2 separate regions of the Homo sapiens genome follow, and region 1 is linked to region 2. A link is an interaction called in ENCODE POLR2A ChIA-PET data of the cell type or tissue named here. Cell type or tissue: MCF 10A. All regions are shown on one strand. Region 1 overlaps VAV1 (vav guanine nucleotide exchange factor 1). Region 2 overlaps SLC25A23 (solute carrier family 25 member 23).

Region 1 (5,000 bases), 400 kb before region 2:
TGTGCTACCAGAAAGACACACACCCTTGTTTGTTCATCACAGCAGCATTCACAATAGCAAAGACATGGATCGACCCAGGTGCCCATCAACAGTGGACTGGATAAGAAAATGTGGTACATATACACACACTATGGACTACTATACAGCCATAAAGAAGAATGAGATCATGTGCATTGCAGCAGCGTGGATGCACTGGGTGTTATTATCCTAAATGAATTAATACAGAAACAGTAAGCCAAACACCACATGTTCTCACTTATAAGCAGGGGTTAAACATTGGGTACACATGGACATAAAGATGGGAATAATATTGGCCAGGCACAGTGGCTCACGCCTGTAATCCCAGCACTTTGAGAGGCCGAGGCAGGTGGATCACCTGAGGTCAGGAGTTCGAGACCAGCCTGGCCAACATGGTGAAACTTTCCCCCCACCCCCCACCCCACTGTCTCTACTAAAAATACAAAAAAATTAGCCAGGCATGGTGACGTGCACCTGTAAATCCCAGCTACTCAAGAGGCTGAGGCAGAAGACTCGCTTGAACCTGGGAGGTGGAGTTTGCAGTGAGCTGAGATCATGCCATTGCACTCCAGCCTGGGCGGCAAAGTGAGACTCCATCTCAAAAAAAAAAAAAAAAAAAAAGGCTGGAAACAGTAGACTCGGGGGAGCACTAGAGGGAGGAGGGTGGGATGAAAGAGCTGAAAAACTACCGAGTATATGATCACTCCCTGGGTGTTGGGATCATTCATGGCCCCAACCCTCAGCATTGTGCAATATACCTTTGTAACAAACCTGCACATGTGCCCTCTGATTCTAAAATAAGTTGAAAAAAAAAATATATAGGTGGGATGTAGTGGCTCACACCTGCACTTTGGGAGGCTGAGGTGGGAGGATGTTTGAAGGTCAGGAGTATGAGACCAGCCTGGGCAACAAGGAGAGACCCTCGTCTCTACAAAAAATATAAACATTAGCTGGATGTGGTGGTGCACACCTATAGTCCCAGCCACTGGGGAGGCTGAGCTAGGAGGGTCCCCTGAATCTGGGAGGCAGAGGTTGCAGTGAGCTAAGATCTCACCACTGCACTCCAGCCTGGGCAACAGAGACAGACTGTCACCAAAATAACAATAATAATAATAAAATTAAATTAAAAAAATTAGAAATTCCTGGAAGTTAAAAAAAAAGAAAAAACATATATATGAAAATTGGTTAAAAATAAAAGCCTTCAGGCCAGGCACGATGGCTCACGCCTGTAATCCCAACACTTTGGGAGGCCGAGGCGGGTGGATCACTTGAGGTCAGGAGTTCGAGACCAGGCTGGCCAACATGGAGAAACCCCGTATCTACTAAAAATACAAAAATTAGCTGGGCATGGTCACAGGCGCCTGTAATCCCAGCTACTCGGGGGTCTGAGGCAGGAGAATCGCTTGAACCTGGGAGGTTGCAGTGAGCTGAGATCTCACCACTGCACTCCAGCCTGGGCGACAAAGGGACTCTGTCAGAAAAAAAAAGAAAAGAAAAGAAAAGAAAAAAAGGGGAAAAAAGAAAGGTCAGGGCGACAGAGGGAGACTCTGACTCAAATTAATTAATTAATTTTAAGAGCCTTTTTGAGCCTCTATAGGAATCATATCTCTTTCTTGTGGTCGTCAATTAAAAGAAATAAAGAAGGTGAAAGGCACGTGGGAACCAGCAGGGGCTCAGTAAAAGGTGGATGCTATTACCGTACACTTCTATAAAGTAAAACCTGGATACCCTTTTTCCCAGGCCCGCAGGGCCCAGGCCCCAAAAGGGTATGAGTCAGGGAGAAAGGAGTTACTTAATGCTGATGGCAAATTCTGCTGCATCCTTCACCCTCTGCCGCACCAAGAAAGTCCCGTCCGAGCGGTTGGCCAGGATGCTCTCTGCCCCTGCCCGCTCCATGGGGCCTGCGTACCTGCAAAGAGACACCAAGGACAGAGGTGGCACGGTCCCCGTGCCTGGGTCCCCATATTGCCATATGGAGGTTGCCTTTCCCCCTGAACCCCTTTGATTTTTTAAGTTGGTGACAGCCTGGCTCTAACAGCCCTTCAGCACCAAGGTAGGCCCCGTGGAGGCAGGGGCCGGAGCCCAGACATGGGGAGCGGGCTTCCACTTCTACAGGTCACCACTAAGGTTTGACACATGGATTCGGGGGGATGGCTCAGCCCTTTGGGTCTGGCTGGGTGTCTGGAATTTGGCGATGGCTTCACCAGGCATTTCCTGAAGGCTCACTGTGTGCCCATCTCTGTGGTCACCCGGACAGAAGTAGGGGAAGGAGAATGAGTCACGAGCCTCAGGTGCAAAATGTAAGTGAGAGCCAAAAAACCTAGTCATCAAGGTAAATGACAATAAGTAAAACAAACAGTATTCTAATACAATATTCTTAGAAATCAAAATGAATAAAGTCAGCCATCAAAAGGGAAGCAGCACTGACATGGGCTACAATGGAGATGAGCCTTAAAACATCACACTCAGTGAGAGAAGCCAGGCACAAACGGCCACACACTGTGTGATTTCCATTCATAGGAAATGCCCAGAACACGCCAATCCACAGAGACAGGAAGGAGACCCTTGGTTCCCGGGGGCTGCGGGAGGCAGGAGCAACTGCCCGGGATGGGGTTTCTCTTGGGGGTGCTGAGAATGTTTTGGAGCTAAACGGCAGTGATGGCGGCGCAGTATTGCAAATATACCAAATGGCACTGGCTGGGCGCTGTGGCTCACGCCTGTAATCCCAGCACTTTGGGAGGCCGAGGTGGGCGAATCACAAGGTCAGGAGTTCGAGACCAGCCTGGGCAACATGGTGAAACCTCGTCTCTACTAAAAATGCAAAAATTAGCTGGGCTTGATGGCGGGCGCCTGTAATCCCAGCTATTCAGGAGGCTGAGGCAAGAGAATCGCTTGAACTCGGTAGGCGGAGGTTGCAGTGAGCTGAGATCACACCACTGCACTCCAGCCCAGGCAACAGTGCGAAACTCTGTCTCCAAAAAAAAAAAAACAAAAAGCCACTGAATATAAATATAACATGAATATATTTATAATGTGAGTGTAAATATTCAATATAAATAATAGTTATATATAATAATATATAATCATTATATAATAATATATAACTATCTATTGTAGATAGCTATATGTTAATATAGATAGTTATATATAACCCTATAATATATAATATGAATATAATATAAATATACATGTAATATTTATATTACATGGAATACACCATATATAGTCTATGTAAATGTATAATATATGGTATAACATACAATATATTATAAATGTAAATGGGCAACATAAATAATACATACTAATTATATGTAATACATAATTATATATAATATATAATTTTTTTTGAGACAGTGCCTCGCTCTGTCTTGGCTCACTGCAACCTCTGCCTCCTGGGTTCAAGCAATTCTCCTGCCTCAGCCTCTGGAGTAGCTGGGATTACAGGTGCACACCACCACGCCCAGCTAATTTTCTGTACTTTTAATAGAGGCGGGGTTTCACCATGTAGGCCAAACTGGTCTCGAACTCCTGACCTCAAGTGATCCACCCGCCTCAGCCTCTCAAAGTGCTGGGATTACAGGCATAAGCCACCGTGCCCAGCCCATAATACATAATTTTATATAAGCGTAAATATCTCTTGTTAATGTAATGTATATTATAGTATATAATGTACAACATGATTTAAATGTAACATACAATAAAGAATATTAATTATGTGTAATACATAATTATACATAATATATAATTTTATATAAGTGTAAATACATCATGTTAATGTAAATGTATGTTAAAATACATAACGTACAATATGACATAAATGTAACATATATAAATAATAAATATTAATTATACATAATATATAATTTTATGTCACCTAACATAATGTAAATGTAAATATGTAATATATAAAGCTACAGTATAGTATATTATATAACGCATATGATATATAAACATAAATGTGCAATATAAATAATAAATGTTAATTCTCTAGAATATGTAGCATAATATAAATGCAAATCTGTAATATAAATATACTATGATATATGGTATAATATGTGATAAGATGATATAAATGTAAATATACAATTTAAAGAATAAATATTAGTTATATATTATACATAATTGTAGATAAATATAATATAATGTAAAGTAAATAGGTAACCTATAAATCTTATTATAATATATTGTGTATGGTATAATATAATATAAACATAAATGTGCAACATAAATAAAAAACATTAATTTGTGAAAATACATAGCATAATATAAATATATTTTATGATATGTGGTATAATATATAATAGGTTGTAAACATAAATACACAATATAAATGATAAGTATTAATTATAAATCATATGTAATTGCATATAATATCTAACATCATGTAAATGTTAATATGTAATATAAATGTAAATATGAATAGAAATAGAAATGCCAGTAACAATTACAAGGTTAATTTTATGTTGTATGAATTTCACCTCATTTTTATTTATTTATTTATTTGTTTGTTTGTTTATTTTTTGAGACCGAGTCTCGCTCTGTTGCCCAGGCTGGAGTGCAATGGCGCAATCTCGGCTCACTGCAACCTCCGCCTGCCAGGTTCAAGCGATTCCCCTGCCTCAGCCTCCTGAGTAGCTGGGACTACAGGCGTGCGCCACCATGCCCAGCTAATTTTTTTTTGTATTTTTAGTAGAGACAGGGTTTCACCATGTTGCCCAGGCTGGTCTTGAACTCCTGACCTCAAGTGATCGACCCGCCTCGGCCTCCCAAAGAGCTGAGATTACAGGCGTGAGCCACTGCGCCCAGCCGAATTTCACCTCAATTTTAAAAAACGAATGCAAATCTGGTTCGAGTTGGTGTTTAACATCTTTTTTTAATGAATGCAAAGAAACCATGATGAACAAACATCAACATTTTGAATAAAGACAGAATCTGACTGCCCGACTCACCTCACCCACCTCCTCTTACTCCCAGCTCTATTG
Region 2 (5,000 bases):
TTTTGTTTTTAACCCAGTGCTGGCCACATTAATCTAGTCTTTAGAACTTTTTTTTTTCTTTTTTTTTGAGACAGAGTCTCACTCTGTCACCCAGGCTGGAGTGCAGTGGTGTGATCTCAGCTCACTCCAACCTCTGCCTCCCAGATTCAAGCAATTCTCCTGCCTCAGCCTGCCGAGTAGCTGGGATTACAGGTGTGCGCCACCACGCCAGGCTAATTTTTGTATTTTTAGTAGAGACGGGGTTTCACTATGTTGGCCAGGCTGGTCTTGAACTCCTGACGTCAAGTGATCCGACCACCTCGGCCTCCCAAAATGCTGGAATTGCCAGGTGCAGTGGCTCACACCTGTAATCCCAGCACTTTGGGAGGCTGAGGGGGGTGGATCACAAGATCAAGAGATCAAGACCATCCTGGCCAACATGGTGAAACCCCATTTCTACTAAAAATACAAAAAATAGCTGGGCGTGGTGGTGGGCACCTGTAATCCCAGCTACTCGGGAGGCTGAGACAGGAGAATCGCTTGAACCCAGGAGGCGGAGTTTGCTGTGAGCCAAGATCGCGCCACTGCCCTCCACCCTGGGTGAGAGAGCGAGATTTCATCTCAAAAAAAAAAAAAAATGCTGGGATTACAGGCATGAGCCACCACACCCGGCCGTCTTTAGAACTTCTTTTCAACAGATTGATCTTAATAATAACCCATTAAACATCTATTTGGCAAGTGCTGTTCTAGACCCAAAAGAAGGCTTCTAAAATTTCAAAGGCAATAATGTTAAGTACTTGCCTATTTTACCCAGTCTGTGCCTGGGCTAGGCATTACTAATCCATCACAGCACTGAGTCCTGCTCAACACAATTCCAGTTTCAGGCAGCAATTTCTGGTGGATTAGAATTGGCATAGGAAATGAAACCTATAAGCCTCTCCCAGCCGCAAAGCAAAGAAGGTCTTGTTCTTACAGTCACCTTGGCAGAAGGCTTCAGAAGGGATTAGCCACCCTAAAGTCTTCAGGTGCACAGTTCTAGATTCACATACAGCTGTGAATGTTGGTTCTCACCTTTATTTTGTAGCTTTGGGCAAGTAACTTCCCGAGCCTCAGTTTCTTTTCTATAAAATAGAGATAATAGGGCCGGGCATGGTGGCTCACTCCTGTAATCCCAGCACTTTGGGAGGGAGAGGCAGGCAGATCACTTGAGGTCAGGAGTTGGAGACCAGCCTGGCCAACATGGTTAAACCCTGTCTTTACTAAAAATACAAAAATCAGCCGGGTGTGATTGTGTGTGCCTGCAATCCCAGCTACCTGGGAGGCTAAGACAGGAGAATTTCTTGAACCCGGGAGGTGGAGGTTGCAGTGAGCTGAGATTGTGCCGCTGCACTCCAGCCTGGGCGACAGAACGAGACTCCGTCTCAAAAAAAAAGCAAAAAATTAGCCAAGCCTGGTGGCACATGCCTGTAATCCCGGTGGCATAAGCCTGTAATCCCAGCTACACAGGAGGCTGATGCAGGAGAATCACTTGAACCTGGGAGGTGGGGTTGCAGTGAGCCGAGATGGTGCCATTGCACTCCAACCCAGGCGACAGGGTGAGACTGTGTCTCAAAAAATAATAATAAAATAAAAATAAAGATAATTAGCCGGGTGTGGTGGTGCACAGCTGTAATCCTGGCTACTCCAGAGGTTGAAGTAGGGAGGATCACCTGAGCCCAGGAGGCGGAGGTTGCAGTGAGCCGAGATTTCACCACTGCACTCCAGCCTGGGTGTGAGAGCGAGACCCTGTCTCAATAATAATAATAATAGTTTTGGTCTTAGTTTGAGATCCTTCCAAAACAGACCCTGAAACTGGGACGTGAGGACAAGTGATTTATTGGGGAGGTAATGAGACAGGGAGTCAATGCACACAGTATGAGTATGTTAGTTTCCTAGGACTGCTGTAACAAAGTATCACAAACTGGTTGGCTTAAAACAACAGAAAGTTATTGTCTCACAGTTCCAGAGGCCAGAAGTGCAAAATCAAGGTGTCAGCAGAGCCATACTCCCTCTCAAACTTGTTAGGGGAGAATCCTTCCTTCCTTCCTTCTTTCAGTTTCTGCTTGTTCCCAGCAACCCTGGACATTCTTTGGCTTGTAGATACATTCACTCAAATCTCTGCCTCCGCTGTCACCTGGCTGTCTTTCTCCGTGTGTGTCTCTGTCTTTCTCCTCTACGGACACCAGTCATACTGGACTAAGGGTCTACCCTGTTACCCTACTCATCTTAACTAATTAGATCTGCAAAGACCCTATTTCCAAAGAATGTCACCTTCTAAGATACTGGGGGTTAGGACATCAACATGTTCCCCCCCAAAGGAGGGACATGATTCAACCCGTAACAGTATGTTATCAAGCAAGTTACTATTCCTAGCAAATGGAGTTCCAGCCCTCTAGAGATCTGTGGGAGGCAGCATAAGACATGCTGCACCAGAGAGATGAGGGAGCTGGGGTATTGATCCACCAGGTCAGTCTTTTGAAGGTTGCATCTGGAGATGCTAATTTCCCAGGGCTTTCTGCCCATTCCTAAGTGGTCAGAGCCGGCTGGCCTGCGTTCAGAGAAAGTCCACAAGCAAAGTCTTTGGGTAAATGTTGGCAGTAAGAAGTCAGCAGGTCTGAATTGGAGTGGGAAGGGATGAAGGTGGTGTACTCACAGCATCTACCACAGGCAGTGTCGTTGGAGAGTGTTTTTTTGTTCATTTGTTTGTTTTTGAGACAGTCTTGCTCTTATTGCCCAGGCTGGAGTGCAGTGGTGTGATCTTGCCTCGCTGCAACCTCCGCCTCCCCGGTTCAGGCGATTCTCCTGCCTCAGCTTCCTGAGTAGCTGGGATTACAGGTGCCTGCCACCACACCGGCTAATTTTGGTATTTTTAGTAGAGATGGAGTTTCGCCATATTGGCCAGGCTGGTCTCGAACTCCTGACCTCAAGTGATCCACCCATCTCAGCCTCCCAAAGCACTGGGATTACCAGTGTGAGGACGCCAGGCCCGACCTTTTTTCTTTTTGATACTGAGTCTCACTCTTGTCGCCCAGGCTGGAGTGCATCACGGCTCACTACAGCCTTGAATTCCTGGGTTCAAGCAATCCTCCCACTTCAGCCTCTTGAGTAGCTGGGACCACAGGCATGCACCATCACATCCAGTTTTTTTTTGTTTGTTTGTTTGTTTGTGTGTTTGTTTGTTTTTGTAGAGACAGAGTCTTGCTATGTTTCCGAGGCTGGTCTCAGGCTCCTGGGCTCAAACGATCCTCTTGCCTCGGCCTCCCAAAGTGCTGGGATTACAGGCGTGAGTCACCATGCCTGGCCTTTTGTTGCTGTTGCTGTTTTTAATTTATTCTTTACCCTTCTTGCAAGCAAACAAGTTATAAACTTAGTGTCTTAGAACAACACGAATGTATATCCTTACAGTTCTGGAGGTCAGAAATCCAAAATGGGGTTCTTACTGGGCTTTATAAAATCGAGATGTTGGCAGGGCTGCGTTCCTTCTGGATGCTCCAGGAGGAAATCTGTTTCGTTGCCTTGAAAAAGCTTCTAGAGGCCGCCTGCACTCCTTGGCTTGTGGTCCCTTCTTCCATCTTCAAAGCCAGTAGCATAGCATCTTCCAATCTCTCTCTCGCTTCTGCTTCTGTCTTTACACCTACTTTTCTAACTCTTAGAAGGGCCCTTGTGCCGGGCATGGTGACTCATGCTTGTAATCCCAGCACTTTGGGAGACCGAGGCAGGTGGATCACCTGAAGTCAGGAGTTTGAGACCACTCTGGCCAACATGGTGAAACCCCATCTCTACTAATAATACAAAAATTAGCTGGGCGTGATGGCACACGCTTGTAATCCTAGCTACTTCGAGGCTGAGGCAGGAGAATCGCTTGAAGCCAGGAGGCGGAGGTTGCAGTCAGCCGAGATTGCACCATTGCACTCCTGCCTGGGCAACGAGAACGAAACTCCGTCTCTGAAAAAAAAAAGAAGGGGCCTTGTGCCAGGCATGGTGGCTCATGCCTGTAATCCCAGCACTTTGGGAGGCCGAGGGGGAAGGATCGCTTGAGCCCAGGAGTTCGAGACCAGCCTGAGCAACATAGTGACACTCCATCTCTGTAAAAAGAAAAATAATTAGGCCAGGTACTGTGGCTCATTCCTGTAATCCCAGCACTTTGAGAGGCTGAGGCAGGCGGATCACAAGGTCAGGAGATTGAGACCATCCTGGCCAGCACGGTGAAACCCTGTCTCTACTAAAAATACAAAAAATTAGCCAGGTGTGGTGGCACGCACCTGTATTCCCAGCTACCCGGGAGGCTGAGGCAAGAGAATCGCTTGAACCAGGGAGGTGGAGATTGCAGTGAGCCAAGATCACACCACTGCACTCCAGCCTGGGCAACAGAGCAAGACTTCATCTCAAAATAATAATAATAATAATTTTTAAAAAAAGAAGGACCCTTGTGATGGCATTGGGCCACTCAGATAATCCAAAATAATCTCATCTCAAGATCCTTAACTGAATCCCATCTGCAAAGTCCTTTGTGTCATCTTGGGTAACATATGCAGAGGTTCCAGAGATTAGGGCATAGTCAGTACAGGGGACCCTTATTCCACCTACCAGAGAGGGTCCAGATGAGGACTGGGTGAGGGGACGCAGGGAAAGGGCTGGCCCGGCCCCTAGGAGGTACCAAGTGCTCAGCTAGTAGCACCTGTCATGGGATACAGAACCGGCCAGCAGGCCTTTGAAGCCAGGGTCCTAGGGTCACCCACCCCAACCCTCCCTACTCCCTTCTCCACTCCAGACTCTGAAGAACTGGTGGCTTCAGCAGTACAGCCACGACTCGGCAGACCCAGGCATCCTCGTGCTCCTGGCCTGCGGTACCATATCCAGCACCTGCGGCCAGATAGCCAGTTACCCGCTGGCCCTGGTCCGGACCCGCATGCAGGCACAAGGTGAGGCCTGGGCGGGAGGATGGGGCAGGGGGAGTCTCATCGCTTGGGCCCCAGCTTCTC

Evidence for each region. Peaks named below come from ENCODE experiments on the same cell type or tissue, not always from the same donor. Only the 100,000 strongest peaks of a DNase experiment are listed, where the experiment ranks them.
Region 1: POLR2A ChIA-PET joins it to region 2 with 5 read pairs; 3 of 35 experiments call an interaction of 5 or more read pairs at or near these places.

Annotation. Positions count from the first base shown.
Region 1 is chr19:6,844,925-6,849,924 of GRCh38, reverse strand. VAV1 (vav guanine nucleotide exchange factor 1) reads right to left here. Exons shown (of 27, transcript NM_005428.4): 23 at 1,811-1,927. Among named protein-coding and RNA genes, the nearest start is that of ADGRE1, 40 kb to the left of the region's middle. In MCF 10A, no CTCF peak of the experiment used is centred here; a DNase peak (open chromatin) is centred at 2,284.
Region 2 is chr19:6,444,091-6,449,090 of GRCh38, reverse strand. SLC25A23 (solute carrier family 25 member 23) reads left to right here. Exons shown (of 10, transcript NM_024103.3): 9 at 4,790-4,940. Among named protein-coding and RNA genes, the nearest start is that of SLC25A41, 13 kb to the right of the region's middle. In MCF 10A, no CTCF peak of the experiment used is centred here; no DNase peak of the experiment used is centred here.